4 separate regions of the Homo sapiens genome follow, and regions 1, 3 and 4 are each linked to region 2. The links are chromatin contacts, found by Hi-C or POLR2A ChIA-PET in ENCODE. All regions are on one chromosome and are shown on one strand. The core of a region is the stretch at or near the end of the contact, and the rest is flanking DNA. Distances in the headings are between cores, read along the strand shown.

The links. Hi-C counts contacts between places; a loop is a spot of excess contacts on that map. ChIA-PET counts read pairs that join two places held with the same protein, here RNA polymerase II (POLR2A). Pooled maps may share reads with other maps.
Region 1: a pooled map shows a loop between it and region 2 (20-fold over the local background). The contact joins the promoter of PDCD5 here to the promoter of ZNF302 in region 2. A Hi-C loop is called at or near these places in 2 of 37 single-sample maps with no recorded cell type and 7 of 50 pooled maps.
Region 3: a map of CD14-positive monocyte shows a loop between it and region 2 (15-fold over the local background). The contact joins the promoter of DPY19L3-DT here to the promoter of ZNF302 in region 2. A Hi-C loop is called at or near these places in 2 of 168 maps with a recorded cell type or tissue (CD14-positive monocyte and naive thymus-derived CD4-positive, alpha-beta T cell), 1 of 37 single-sample maps with no recorded cell type and 7 of 50 pooled maps. POLR2A ChIA-PET finds 5 or more read pairs at or near these places in 1 of 52 experiments (activated CD4-positive, alpha-beta T cell).
Region 4: a map of B cell shows a loop between it and region 2 (31-fold over the local background). The contact joins the promoter of ZNF569 here to the promoter of ZNF302 in region 2. A Hi-C loop is called at or near these places in 6 of 168 maps with a recorded cell type or tissue (B cell, CD14-positive monocyte, CD4-positive, alpha-beta T cell and 2 more), 4 of 37 single-sample maps with no recorded cell type and 17 of 50 pooled maps.

Annotation. Positions count from the first base shown.
Region 1 is chr19:32,579,557-32,582,683 of GRCh38, reverse strand. It overlaps PDCD5 (programmed cell death 5), which reads right to left and starts at 1,494. Exons shown (of 6, transcript NM_004708.4): 1 at 1,357-1,494; 2 at 452-489. The coding sequence starts at 1,422. RefSeq lists silencers at 1,493-1,669, 1,015-1,744 and an enhancer at 1,955-2,044.
Region 2 is chr19:34,676,428-34,679,367 of GRCh38, reverse strand. It overlaps ZNF302 (zinc finger protein 302), which reads right to left and starts at 1,690. Exons shown (of 5, transcript NM_001289187.2): 1 at 1,265-1,690; 2 at 555-631. The coding sequence starts at 563. It overlaps SCGB2B2 (secretoglobin family 2B member 2), which reads left to right and starts at 2,209. Exons shown (of 4, transcript NM_001025591.4): 1 at 2,209-2,940. It also overlaps the pseudogene ZNF807P and the pseudogene SCGB1B2P. RefSeq lists enhancers at 1-66, 924-1,820, 1,952-2,011, 2,062-2,161, 1,821-2,718 and a silencer at 1,442-1,501.
Region 3 is chr19:32,403,862-32,406,983 of GRCh38, reverse strand. It overlaps DPY19L3-DT (DPY19L3 divergent transcript), which reads left to right and starts at 1,445. Exons shown (of 3, transcript NR_046201.1): 1 at 1,445-1,993. It overlaps DPY19L3 (dpy-19 like C-mannosyltransferase 3), which reads right to left and starts at 1,214. Exons shown (of 19, transcript NM_001172774.2): 1 at 1,075-1,214. RefSeq lists silencers at 833-1,582, 1,613-1,662.
Region 4 is chr19:37,465,935-37,468,938 of GRCh38, reverse strand. It overlaps ZNF569 (zinc finger protein 569), which reads left to right and starts at 1,495. Exons shown (of 6, transcript NM_152484.3): 1 at 1,495-1,855. It also overlaps a transcript of ZNF570 not described here. RefSeq lists an enhancer at 1,625-1,674.

The DNA of each region.
Region 1 (3,127 bases), core at 245-2,744, 2.1 Mb after region 2:
AGCATGATAGGGTAATCACATACTCATTCAATAAACCTGCCACCGAATCAATTACCTGCATCTGTCTCAGGTGCTGTGCGCTGTGTTGGGATAAAACAATCAGAATAGCTTACCAGTTAACACTTATTGAGCACTTACTAAGTGAGGCACCGGACTCACGTCACCCCCACAGCCGAGGAAACTGCCACAGCTGCCTATTATCAGGCTCATTTTTAAGGTACTCACATTGTAGCAGAGAAACATCAACCAGTAATTGCAATACAAGGTCTGATGTGGAGCTGCACACGTGTTTATTTAACAATAATGAAGATACCCTGCGGATGATTTTGGCCAAATCACCATTCCAGCAAAACAAAAAAATCTGAGTCACACACCTGCTTAAAATAACTACAGCAAAAGAAATCCATTTGGTGAAACCACCCTTCAAAAAGTTCACGTTTCCAGCCCATACCTGTGCTTTGCTTCCTGTTGGGCCGCATCACCAGGATCCTGGAAAAAAAAAACTTAAATTTAATAGAGAAATTTCACGGGAGGCGGCGGGAAAAAGGAACGGTTCTGTTGTTTCCTATACATAACAGTCTCTTGCGGTGGTAGAAACAACTCCCCAAATAAGAAACTGGGCCTCACAGAAATCAATGAACTAGTTCCCACTTACAACGTTTTGATGAACGTCTAAAACCACAACCTCAGAAGGCTTTGGAATACAGAGCACCCTGGGGAGGGGAATCCCTGTATTACGAAACCGTGTTTCACATGTAGGAATAATTTCTGGAAAATAAAACGGGCCTCGGTATTAGGGACAACGATAACTCAAAGACTGCGCCCTCCGTCCCTAAGGTCCCGGTCCCTTATCAGAAACGCCTCTCCGGGCGTGTGATCCATCCAAGCTTCCCAGGCGGCCCCTCCCTGTCATCCCGGCGGGGCAAGCGTTCCTCCGACCCTGCCGCGCTCTCAGCACCGGGAACACAGCGGACCCTCAATACCTGTCGGCTAAACTTGGGTCATAACAACTGAACTCCGGAAAAACTGAATTCGGTCCGGCTGCTGGCTCCAAAAGCTGAGATTGTGCTTGGATCCAGGCCCGCCAGGACGAGCCCGCTCCAGGCTAGGGGACCCCACACCCCAACGCCAGGGCAGGTCCCGCACGTGGCGGCCCCCGCCGCCAGCCTCCTGGGCCCCTCGCGACGAGGAAAGCGACGAGGCCACCTCTGAGCCGGCCACGAGGCCGCCAGGGCAGCGCAGGGGACCGGGGCCCCGGGGAGGCGCCCAGAGCCTCCGCCCCGGAGGCGCGCCCTACACTCCGGGCGAGGGCGGCGCCCCGCGAGGGCCAAGCCTGGCGGGGGCTGATGCGCTCACCCCGTGTTTGGCCTGCAGCTCGGCCAGCCTCTGTCTCCTCAGCGCCTCAAGCTCCTCGTCCGCCATGGCTCGGCGTCAGCGCTGGAGCAGCCGCGGTCACTCTCGCAGCCCCTCGGCGCGAGCGCGGCCTTGACCACTGCGCAGGCGCTCGCGGGGCCCAGGCGCCACCAATCCAGCCCGGAGCCACGCCCCGCGCCGCTGCCAGGGCGCCGGCAGAGGCCCGATTCCCCGATTTCAGGCGGTCGAGCTTGGGCGCACGGAGGGGCGGGGCCTGGGGCGGGGCCTCCGGGATCCACCTCCCACCCGTGATCGGCGCCTCTGCGTGCAGGGACTTGGGCTGCGCTGGGGCGGGGCTGCGCTTTGGAAAGGTTAAAACCTGAAAGTGTGGCATCAACAAGTATAATAATTATGGGTGCAATGTGCTGGTGACCTAGAGGGTTAGGCGTATATTATCTCTATTTATAGATGAGGAACCAGGGGCGCAGGAAGGCTGAGTGGGGTGATGGAAATGTCCTAAAGCTGGATCGTGGCGGTGGCTGCCCGGCTCCTCGGTGCACACAGAGGCCGGCCGGTGGCTCGCCGCCTGTGGTCCCGACGCTTCGGGAGGCGGTAGGGTCATTTGAGGTCAGGAGTTAGAGACCAGCCTGGGCAATATGGCAAGAGCCTATCTCTACTAAAATTTTAAAAAACTAGTTGGGCGCGGTGATGTGCACCTGTAGTCCCAGCTACTCAGGAGGCTGTGTCAGGAGGATCGCTGGAGCCCGGAAGTTCGAGGCTGCAGTGAGCCTTGATCTCGCCACTGCACTCCAGCCTGGGAGACACAGCCAGACCCTGTCTCTAAAAAAAAAAAAAAAAAAAAAAAAAGTGCACATCTGCCTCCTCGCCATCTGCCTCCTCCACGCACAAAAGGGCTTTTCCTGGGAGGATACTGCAGTGGGCAGCTGTGGCTGGTGTAAACTCTTTGGTGGAACAAATCCCTTCTGCCTTTGACTTGGGGGAATTGGGGGCAGAGAGGATATTCAGCTACCTAAACGTGTGACTCATACAGATTCTGTTTGTTTGTCTGTGTGTGTGTTATTTTATTTTTTACATTAAAAAAATACAGATGGGGTCTCGCTATGTTGCCTAGGCTGGCCTCTATCTCCTGAGCTCAAGCAATCCTTTTGCCTCAGCCTCCCAAACTGCTAACATTACAGGCATGAGCCACCACACCTGGCCTGTGTGTTTTAATTGTGGCAAAATATACACAATACAAAATTTACCATTTTCACCATTTTTAGGTGTACTTTTCAGTGGTATGAAATGCATTATCGTGCAGTTGTCACTCAATCTCAGCTCACTGCAACCTCCACCTCCCGGGTTCAAGCGATTCTCCTGCATCAGTCTCCCAAGTAGCTGGGACCACAGGCGTGCACCACTGTGCCCGGCTAATTTTGTATTTTTTAGTAGAGATGGGGTTTCACCATGTTGGTCAAGCTGGTCTCGAACTTCTGACCTAAAGTGATCCACCTGCCTTGGTCTCCCAAAGTGCTGGGATTACAGGCATGAACCACCTTGTCCACCATCAATCTCTACAACTTTTTTTTTTTATCATCCTGAACTGGAACTCTACCCAGTAAAGATTTAGGTTGGTGTGAGGGGCCTCTAATGGGAATGGGTGGGGGTGGGAGGGGTCTGAGAATAATAATCAGTCTCCACCCATTCTCATTCTAGTTTCTATGAATTTGCCTATTCTGGGTATCTTGTATATGTGGAATCATACAATATTTGT
Region 2 (2,940 bases), core at 441-2,940:
CACAGCTGTACTGAGAACAGACTGATGAGGGTTAAGGGCAGATGCTGGGAATCCAGCTAGGAGGCTACCGCAATAATCCAGGTGGCTCGGACTGGGGTGGTAGTGGTGGTGGTGGTGATGGGCTAACTAATGGTCAGATGCTGTATACGGTGTATCGTTTAGATCCAAACTAGAGGACCTGAATATGAGTTATAAGTCAAAAGGAAGAATCAAGGATGACTCCAAACATCTCTTCACTTGAGACCACATGGTACAGTTTTGACAACCATAAACCGAATAACCTTACATTCCAAAGTTGCATTGTGAATTACAGTTTTAAAATGTTGGCAATCTAGAAAGTCTTCTAGCAGAAAACTGTAGAAAAGAGGAACACTGGGTGATGAGGACAATACCTTGGAGCTCTCCTGTGGGCTCCATTCTTCCTATAGTGAAAGGAACCATAGATCTAGTCCCTTAAATGGACTTGATTAGGTGGGAACAGGCAGGAGAAGCAAAGCAAACACACAGAGGCCTAATAAAGTGTTTCAGGAAGATTTGGGGACACACCGACTTACCTGAGACATTATTCTGCAATTTCCAATGGCCAACAGAGTCCCCTTTCCAGGTTCTTATCTTAGAGATGGGCAGTGTCCTGAGGGCACAGAAAGGCAGGAAAAAGCAGTCATGAAAAATCGGGCTTATCTTGCGGCACCTGTCACACACCTTAATGGAAAAGCACACTGGTAATCACTCGCCGGAGCGTCAATCTCTCCCTGGGAAGGAACAGGGTGTTTCTCCGCAAGGGCTATTTACCAGGTGCCACCTGCGGGGAAAATCAATTATTCTGTATACAAAAGACTCATAAAACAACGGTAACAACTTTATCAGCTCGTTCAGTCTTCACCACTTTGCAAGGTGTGCATTCATATTATTCCAGATTTTTTTTTTTTTTTTTTTGAGACGGAGTCTCGTTCTGTCTCCAGGCTGGAGTGCAATGGAGCGACCTCGACTCACTGCAACCTCTGCCTCCCGGGTTGAAGCGATTCTCCTACCTCAACCTCTCGAATAGCTGGGATTATAGACACGTGCCACCACGCCCAGCTAATTTTTTTTTGTATTTTTAGTAGAGACGGCGTTTCGCCATGTTCGTTAGGCTGGTGCGGTGGCTTACGCCTTTAATCCCAGCACTTCGGAAGGCGGAGGCGGGCGGATCGCTTGAGGTCGAGTTCTAAACCAGATTTATTTTTTAAAATGAAGACAAAACTGAAATTCCGAGATACTGAACCCATTTGTTCAAGGTTGCACAACTGAAAGCGCCGGCTTCATGACGACATAACCCAAAAAAAACTGTAGCTGGCGTCTGCTCTCGCGCCCACTTCGCTCTCACAACAGTGCCAAGAGGTCGGCGCCGTCATCACCCCGCGTTTACACGGCTCAACAGGAAGGCCAGGAAATGCCCAAGGCCCCGGCCGTGGTCAAACCGCGCGCGGACCCAGGGCCTTAGCCCCGCCGTCGCCGCGACCCACACTTGCCGGAGTCCTCAGCAGGGCCTCACCGTCCCGCAGGCGCCCCGAGCCCGCGCCTCCGCGGACCTGACGCGCCGCGTAGCTGGTGAGCGGGTAACGGCGGCCGACCTCCGGGAACGACACTGCCCCAAACCGTTCCTTAGCTTGGAAGCCGCCGCCAGGCCTGAAGCTATCGCGGGACTGACCCAGTGCACCGCCCACGGCGAACCACATTTCCCAGAATCCTCCCCCTGCGGTACAAATGTCCCGGAAGCCGCGAACCGCCGGCACCCGAAGACCACACTTCCCAAGGGTCTCTGCGGCTGCGCGGACCTGGTGCGCCGCGGGCAAACCGGTCACGGCTTTGTAAGTAGCTTAACCGCCTGGGGCCGTCGACCTAGAGCCGGCCAGCTAGGACCATGCGCAAATTGTCCTGGGGCACACAGTCGTCCTCTGGTGAACGATACAACTCGAAACCAAGGGACACCCTCTACTTATAAGGGCCATGGCGCCCGGACCAAGAAATTACATTTCCCAGAAAACTGCAGCCGTGCCAAGGTCTTCCGGGTCATTCCTGCGCTCACACAAACGTTTCCCTCCGAGACATGGGCAGCCCTTGCTGGTACCGCGCAAGTGCTCGCCGTTGCTAGCAAAGGGGCTCCTCTCATCCCAAACCCTGCCGCTATGCTGTTCACCTTCAGGTCTTTTTTTTTTTTTTTTTTTGGCACTCATTTGCCCAAGACGATAACTCACAAAACGCCCTGTGGCCCGACTGTCACGACTGTAGTTCGCCAACCAAGGGCATTTCCTGGAAATGCAAGGGGACACGTATCTGTGACACTAATGGCCGTTCTGACGTGCGTTACGCCCCTGGAAGGACTTGGAAATACTGAACTTGAGTGAGCACTGGGAGGATGGAGACCCTCATCCTGGGAGGAGTCACTCCTCCCGCAGCCATCACAGCCTGACGCCCCCTCTCCCCAGAAGTGCTTCTTAGGCCCACCCAAAAGGGCAATGGACCTCTCTGTATGCAAGCCAGAGCAGTCTACTGTTTGTGTATATTTGGGTTGTTTACTTTCTTTTTAACACTTAAATGTTAATTGACTTCAATCATTTTTAAAATTATAAATAGTGTCGCTATAGACTTTTTTGTACTTATTAAGTACTGACCTGCATGATCTTCGTGAAGCAGTGCTTCTGTTACCAGAAAGGGGTCCGGATCCGACCCCAAGAGAGAGTTCTTAGAGCTCACGCAAGAAAAAATCCATGGGAGAGCACAGTGCAAAGCCAAAGCAAGTGTATTAAGAAAGTAAAGAAACAATGGGTACTCCATTGTTAGAGCAGCAGCTTGGGCTGCTGGACTAGGGATACTTGTATTTATTGCTTGATGATGTGCTAAACAAGGGTGGATTATTCATGAGTTTTCCAGGAAAGAGGTGGGCAATTTCAATTTCTC
Region 3 (3,122 bases), core at 196-2,695, 2.3 Mb after region 2:
TACTGTGCTTTCAAGCACTGGAAATGGAGAATCTGGAACAGAGAGGGAGAAGAGGAGTGTTTAACAAAGTCCTACAGCCACAGATGGGCTTATCCCCCATGTGACCTCATCCTAGAGTCCTCCCTAAGTGTGAGAGGACTTTTTTAAACAATTCATATATTCTAATATGTTAAGGCAGAAAACCAACACATATTTAAGTACCAATTATGTGTCAGGCACTGCAACAGTCCCATGAACTAAGAAAAAAAGTTCCTCCATCAGATCAAAAGGAATGCCATTGTAAACAACTGAAAAGGGACCAGAAGCGATTCTTTATTAATAAGGACGACTAGCGCTAGCCGGGCGAGGCGGCTCATGTAATCCCAGCGCTTTGGGAGGTTGAGGCAGGAGGATGACTTCAGACCATGAGTTTGAGACCAGCCTGGGGAACAGAGCGAGACCCTATCTATACAATAAAATAGCCAGGCTCGGTGGTGCATGCCTGTGGTCCCAGCTACTCCAGAGGCTGAGGTGGGAGAATCGCTTGAGCCCAAGAGTTCGAGGTTGCAGTGAGCCGTGATAACGCCACTGCACTCCAGCCTGGGCGAGACAGCGAGACCCCTGTCTCTAAAAAATAAAAATAAAAAAGCCTAGCGCTCTAGTGAGCATCCCCTGGACGAGGCAGGCACCGGGTCCGCTTACCTACGCGCCACGCCCCTGCACACCTGGCGTCCCCATCAGGTAGGTCTCCAAGGACAGGGGCAGCCGGGAAGTTCAGGCACGCGCCCCAGCTCTCCCAAGACCGCGAGCGGCCGCCGGGGTCGCAGCCCAGGCCCTGCCTCGCCGCACGGCCGACGAGCAGAAGCCGCTCCGCAAACTTGGTCCTTCCGGAGCCCAGCCCGGCCCGCGTCCCGGCAGACACTCCCGCGCTCCGCCCCTCCCGACGCCCCGACGCCGCGGCCGCGCCCCCCGACTGCGCCACGCGGCGGGGAGGGGCGGCCCCAGGGGCTCGGGGCTGTAGCCGAGGGTTCCGCCGGCGCCCGCCCGCCCTCTCGGTAGACCCTCGCCCGCGCGTCCCGGCGCGCCGCCACAGACCTGCGGCCTCAGCCGTCCTCACGCGCGGCTCCGGGAGGGGAAGGAGGCCGACGGGGCTAGGCGGGAACGGGGCCGCGCCACGGGCCGCAGCGCGCCGCGGGTACAAGGAGGGCAGAACCGCCGCGGAGCTTTGTGGAAATGAGGGGCTGGGGGGCGTCAACAGCCCCGGGGAGGGGGCGCGCCGGAGAGGCCGGGCGGCTGCCCCCGCGCCCATAGGCCCCGGGAGCTGTTCGTCAACACTAGGCCCCGCCTCCTCCCGCGGTTCCCCGCCTCGTCTCGTGCTGCGCTGGCCGGAAGGAAGCGGCACACTTCCGCTTGCCTGGTCCGCATTGAGTCCGGTCTGTTCCGGAGACTCTGAGCGCGGCCGCGGAGCTGCAGTGGCGGGGAGTGGGGTGCGGATCTTGTGTTTGCGCACGCAGTCGCCGGCCACCTCAGGCCGGAGCTAGAGATACGGCTCGGGATAGGAGGGCCCGGCGGCTCTGAGGCAGGTTCGCCTCGAGCCGCACGGCCCGGAGCAGCGGCTCCGCGGTGGTCCCCGGGGCTTGAGAGGGGTGCGGGCCTGGGAGCCCCTGAGGGCCTGATTTACGGAACTCCCCCTCCTTCCTCCTTTCTGCCGTTCCCTGCTCTGTGGCGGATGCGCAGGGATCAGTAGGGACGGCAGCAGTAGGGCCACTCGGGCCTGCCCCGCTTCCCGCATTGCCCGGTTTGGCGCGCCGCCTCCGGGCCTTGGCAAAGCCCCAGCGCCCGATTGTCACTGACCAGTGCTTGGAAGTCCTTTACCGACTGCCCGTCAGCGTCCCGCGGAGAGGATTTTGCGTCTCCAAAGACGCCCCTCTTCCGAAAACAGGCTCCTCTGTGTTCTCAGTCGGGTATATTTTTCTGTCTCCAAACTAGATTGGCAGCCGTTTTTTGAGAGCAGGTACTGACTGTGCTTTATTTCTAGATACTTTTCTTAGTCACACCACGGAAAACACTAGGTGGAACCTTTTTTAAAATTATTTTTTACAGGTGAGGCTCTCAGTCTGTCGCCCAGGCTGGAGTGCAGTGGTGCTATCACGGCTCACTGCAACCTCGGCCTCCTGGGCGCAAGCGATCCTCCCGCCTCAGCCTCCGGAGTAGCTGGGACCACAGGCTCGCACTACTATGCCCAGCTAATTTTTAAATTTTTCGTAGAGATGGGGGTCTTGCTTTGTCGTCCAGGCTGGAGTGCAGTGGTGTGATCGTAGCTCACTGCAACCTTAGTCCCCTGTGCCCAAGTGACCCTGCTTCCTCAGCCTCCTGAGTAGCTGAGATTCATTTTAATTTTTATAGTGATGGGGTCTCGTTGTGTTGACCAGTCTGGTCTAAAACTCCTGAGTTCAAGCAGGCCTCCTGCCTCAGCTTCTCAAAATGTTGGGATTACAGGCTTTAGCCACTGCAGCGGGCCCATCAAACGTTGTATTTGTCAGTACATAATTTACATGTTAATTGATTTTTGTTAAAGGGATGGCCATCTGGGACCTCCACCCGTGAAAAGGCGGCTCATTGGTCTGACTCCAACACTAAATTACGCCATCCAGGAAGCCTTTCCTAGTCACCTCTGTTGGAGATCGTCCTCCTTTGTGTGTCGGTTGTTAGTAAAGAGCACACGTTCTGTGGAAAGATGTTGAGGTATCTGCTGGATGGCTTTGATAGAAACAAATGTCAGCTGTTTTTTCAGATGGCATTTGTCTTGTTTCAGCCTGGTTGTTGGTAGCTTTTCTGTCGCCTGGCTTGAGGGCAAGGACTGTATGTTTATTTTTCACGTTAAGATGCCTTTATGTGCATGTGTCTGTTTCATGAATACATAGGTGAATTGAGTTCCCCTTAAATAGGATTTCCCTCTTATTTTATAGGTTTTTTTTTTTCTCTCAAGTTGTTTCACTCTGGGGGAAATGTGACCATTGTGAAATATCATCGCTTAGTTAAAAAGAAAGTAGAATTCAGCAGTAGCTGCTTTTTTTAATACTATGAAAAGACATTCCTAAGCAAGATGAAGCTTTGAGACTTTTCCTAAGTAGGACCTACTG
Region 4 (3,004 bases), core at 246-2,745, 2.8 Mb before region 2:
GGGTGGGAGGCGAATTCCTAGAATTGTGCTGGATACCCGAAAAAAATTGGGAGGGGAGCGGGGTGGGGGGGATGCAGGGTGGTAAACTGCGCAAGCGCACTACACTCCTGGCAGTCTCCCACCCGCTACCCTCAGCCTGGCACGGTGGCTCACGCCTGTAATCCCAGCACTTTGGAAGGCCAAGGTGGGCAGATCACGAGGTCAGGAGTTCGAGACCAGCCTGACCAACATGGTGAAACCCCGTCTCTACTAAAAATACAAAAAAATTAGCCGGGCGTGGTGGCACGCGCCTTAAGTCCCAGCTACTCAGGAGGCTGAGGCAGAAAAATTGCCTGAACCTGGGAGGCGAAAGGAGGCGGAGGTTGCAGTGAGCCGAGATCGCGCCACTGCACTCCAGCCTGAGCGACAGAGCAAGACTCCGTCTTAAAAAACAAACAAACAAAAACCTCGTGACCTCAAATGATCCGTGCGCTTTGCCCACCCAAAGTGCTGGGATCACAGGCGTGAGCCACCGCGTCCGGCCTATTATCTCTTTATTAAAGGTATTAAGACCGGCCCCGTGCGGCTCATGCCTGTAATCCTAGCACTTTTTGAGGCCCAGGCGGGAGGATCGCTTGAGCTCAGGAGTTCGAGAGCAGCCTGGGCAACATAGCGAGACCTTATCTCTACTAACAAACAAACAAAAATCAGCCGGGCGGAGTGTCCCTTGATTGTGGTCCCAGTTACTCGGAAGGCCGAGGCAGAGAATCGCTTGAGCCCGGGAGTTCGAGGCTGCAGTGAGCCAACATCGCGCCGCTGCACTCTCCAGCCTGGGCAACAAAGTGAGGCTCTGCCTCAAAAAAAACAAAACAAACAAAAAAAAAAAAACACGAAAGGCATAGAGAAGTTAAGTACCTAGTCTGAGATGACACAGCTAGTAAGGCCAAGTCTGTTTAGAAGTCAGGCGGTCTGGCCACACTACTTTTCGCTCACGATCCCGGGTCATGAAATCCAATAACACTGTCACACTCACAATCGAGAAGTCCAGAAAGAACAAATACATGCACATTGTCTCTGACAAAACTGCAAGGTCAGAATCAAACAGCCACGAGAATATAAAACGCGACCATGGTCACACAAAAGGTCGCATATTCGCACGACCTCAGATGTCACTGGACAGGGTCTCTCGCCCTGGAAACCCCACTCCAAATTCCATGGCCGAAGTTTCACACATACAGTCACACTACGTCACTCCTCCCTCTTCTAGCCGCTGTCAGGACCTTAAGGCTCCAGCTGACCCGGCCTTCACTGGCCCTGGAGCTCTCACCACCTTCACCCCGCTGTATTCTAGCCTCAGGTAGAGACCCAAAAAGACGGAACTAAACACACTGAGCCGGGCTTCCTTCACGGACCTTGCGAACCTGCAGCTCCAGCCGACTGTAAGAAGGAAGTGCCTTTTTGCAGGTGGGGTCGGGGAAGTAGGGCCGCGAAGGCCTCTGGGAAATGTAGTTCGGCGCAGGAAGCAGCGGAACGATTCGATTCTTCTCAGCACCAAGTTGCGCTCCCAATCTCTCAGAGCTGGGCTCGCGGGAGGCCGCTCGTGCAAAACCTAGGCTGAGCTCCCCTGCGCGGAGCTGTGAGCCCTGGAACACCGTGGTCTGCTTCTCAGGACGCGCAAACAGTGAAGCCAGTCCCGCCCGGGTGAGCCGCGGGGGCCTCTGGGAAGCGTCGCCCCTGGTGTAACGGACCGAGACTTGTGGCGCTCTCAGCCACCGACAGCGCCGGCCTCAGTGCCGCCTCTGTCCCAGCCCGCGCCGGCTCTGCCACTTTGGCAGCGTTAAGTGTGGAATCGGGGCCTGTGTCCGCGGGCTTGGTGGTGAGTCCTCGGGAAACCGCTAGCTCTGAGCGCCGGACTCTTTGTGCTGGGTGGGAGTGGGGGCCCGCGGTCCTGGTGCCCCAATCTTTGGAGGAGGACGCCGGGCGGGGCGATGCCTGTGCTTGTGGTTCCCTGAGGCAGTGGGAGTGGCGTGTGAAGGACTGTGAGAGTCTGGCGTGAAGTGACTGTCATTTGCCAGACATTCGTCTGGCTGAGTGTGGCCCCGGGATCGTGTCCGTAAGCGGATTTCGTGGAGGCGCTTTCCCTTTTATCTTTCAGTATGAACCTGCGTGCAAACGTGCATGACAGTGGGATCTTGAATGAATGAAAAACTGTGGATACAAGGTAGGGTGTGCTTGTGGGTGTAGATGTGTGAGACTTGGCGTTTGTGCCAGCGCTGCATGTCTTTAGCTTTGGTCATTGGAAATACGTTGTTTTTTTGTTTTTGTTTTTGAGATGGAGTTTCGCTCTCGTTGCCCAGGCTGCTGGAGGGCAATGGCGCGATCTTGGCTCACCGCAACCTCCGCCTCCTGGGAAGAAGCAATTCTCCTCCCTCAGCCTCCCGAGTAGCTGGGATTACAGGCGCACCACCACGCCTGGCTAATTTTGTATTTTTAGTAGAGACGGGGTTTCTCCATGTGGGTCAGGCTGGTCTCGAACAACTGACCGCAGGTGATCCACCCGCCTCGTTCTCCCAAAGTGCTGAGATTACAGTCGTAAGCCACCGCGCCCGGCCGGAAATATGTTTTTATATGAAACATCGATATCCCCAACACTTTAATATTTATTTATTTTTAATTTTATTTTCGTGTATTAGCTACGTTGTTTTGTGTACTTACTAAACTCATTCTCCTCCTTCCCTACTCCACCCCATTTGGGGAGTGGAGTGGGGTGGAGAAAAATACAGAAAAGCTCGAAGAACAAAAATCATTCATAGTTCTACAGGCCATGCAACTACTGTCAAAATTTACTTTCCATCTTTTCACCCCCGCCTTTGTGTATACATACGTATACATTCATATGTTCTATATGTGTGCATAATGGCTTCAAAATTGCAGTAACACTATACATACAGCTCTGTAACCAACCTTTCTTGTTTAACAATGTATGATTAGTATCTTTCCATTTAAACAATCACAAATTATGCAT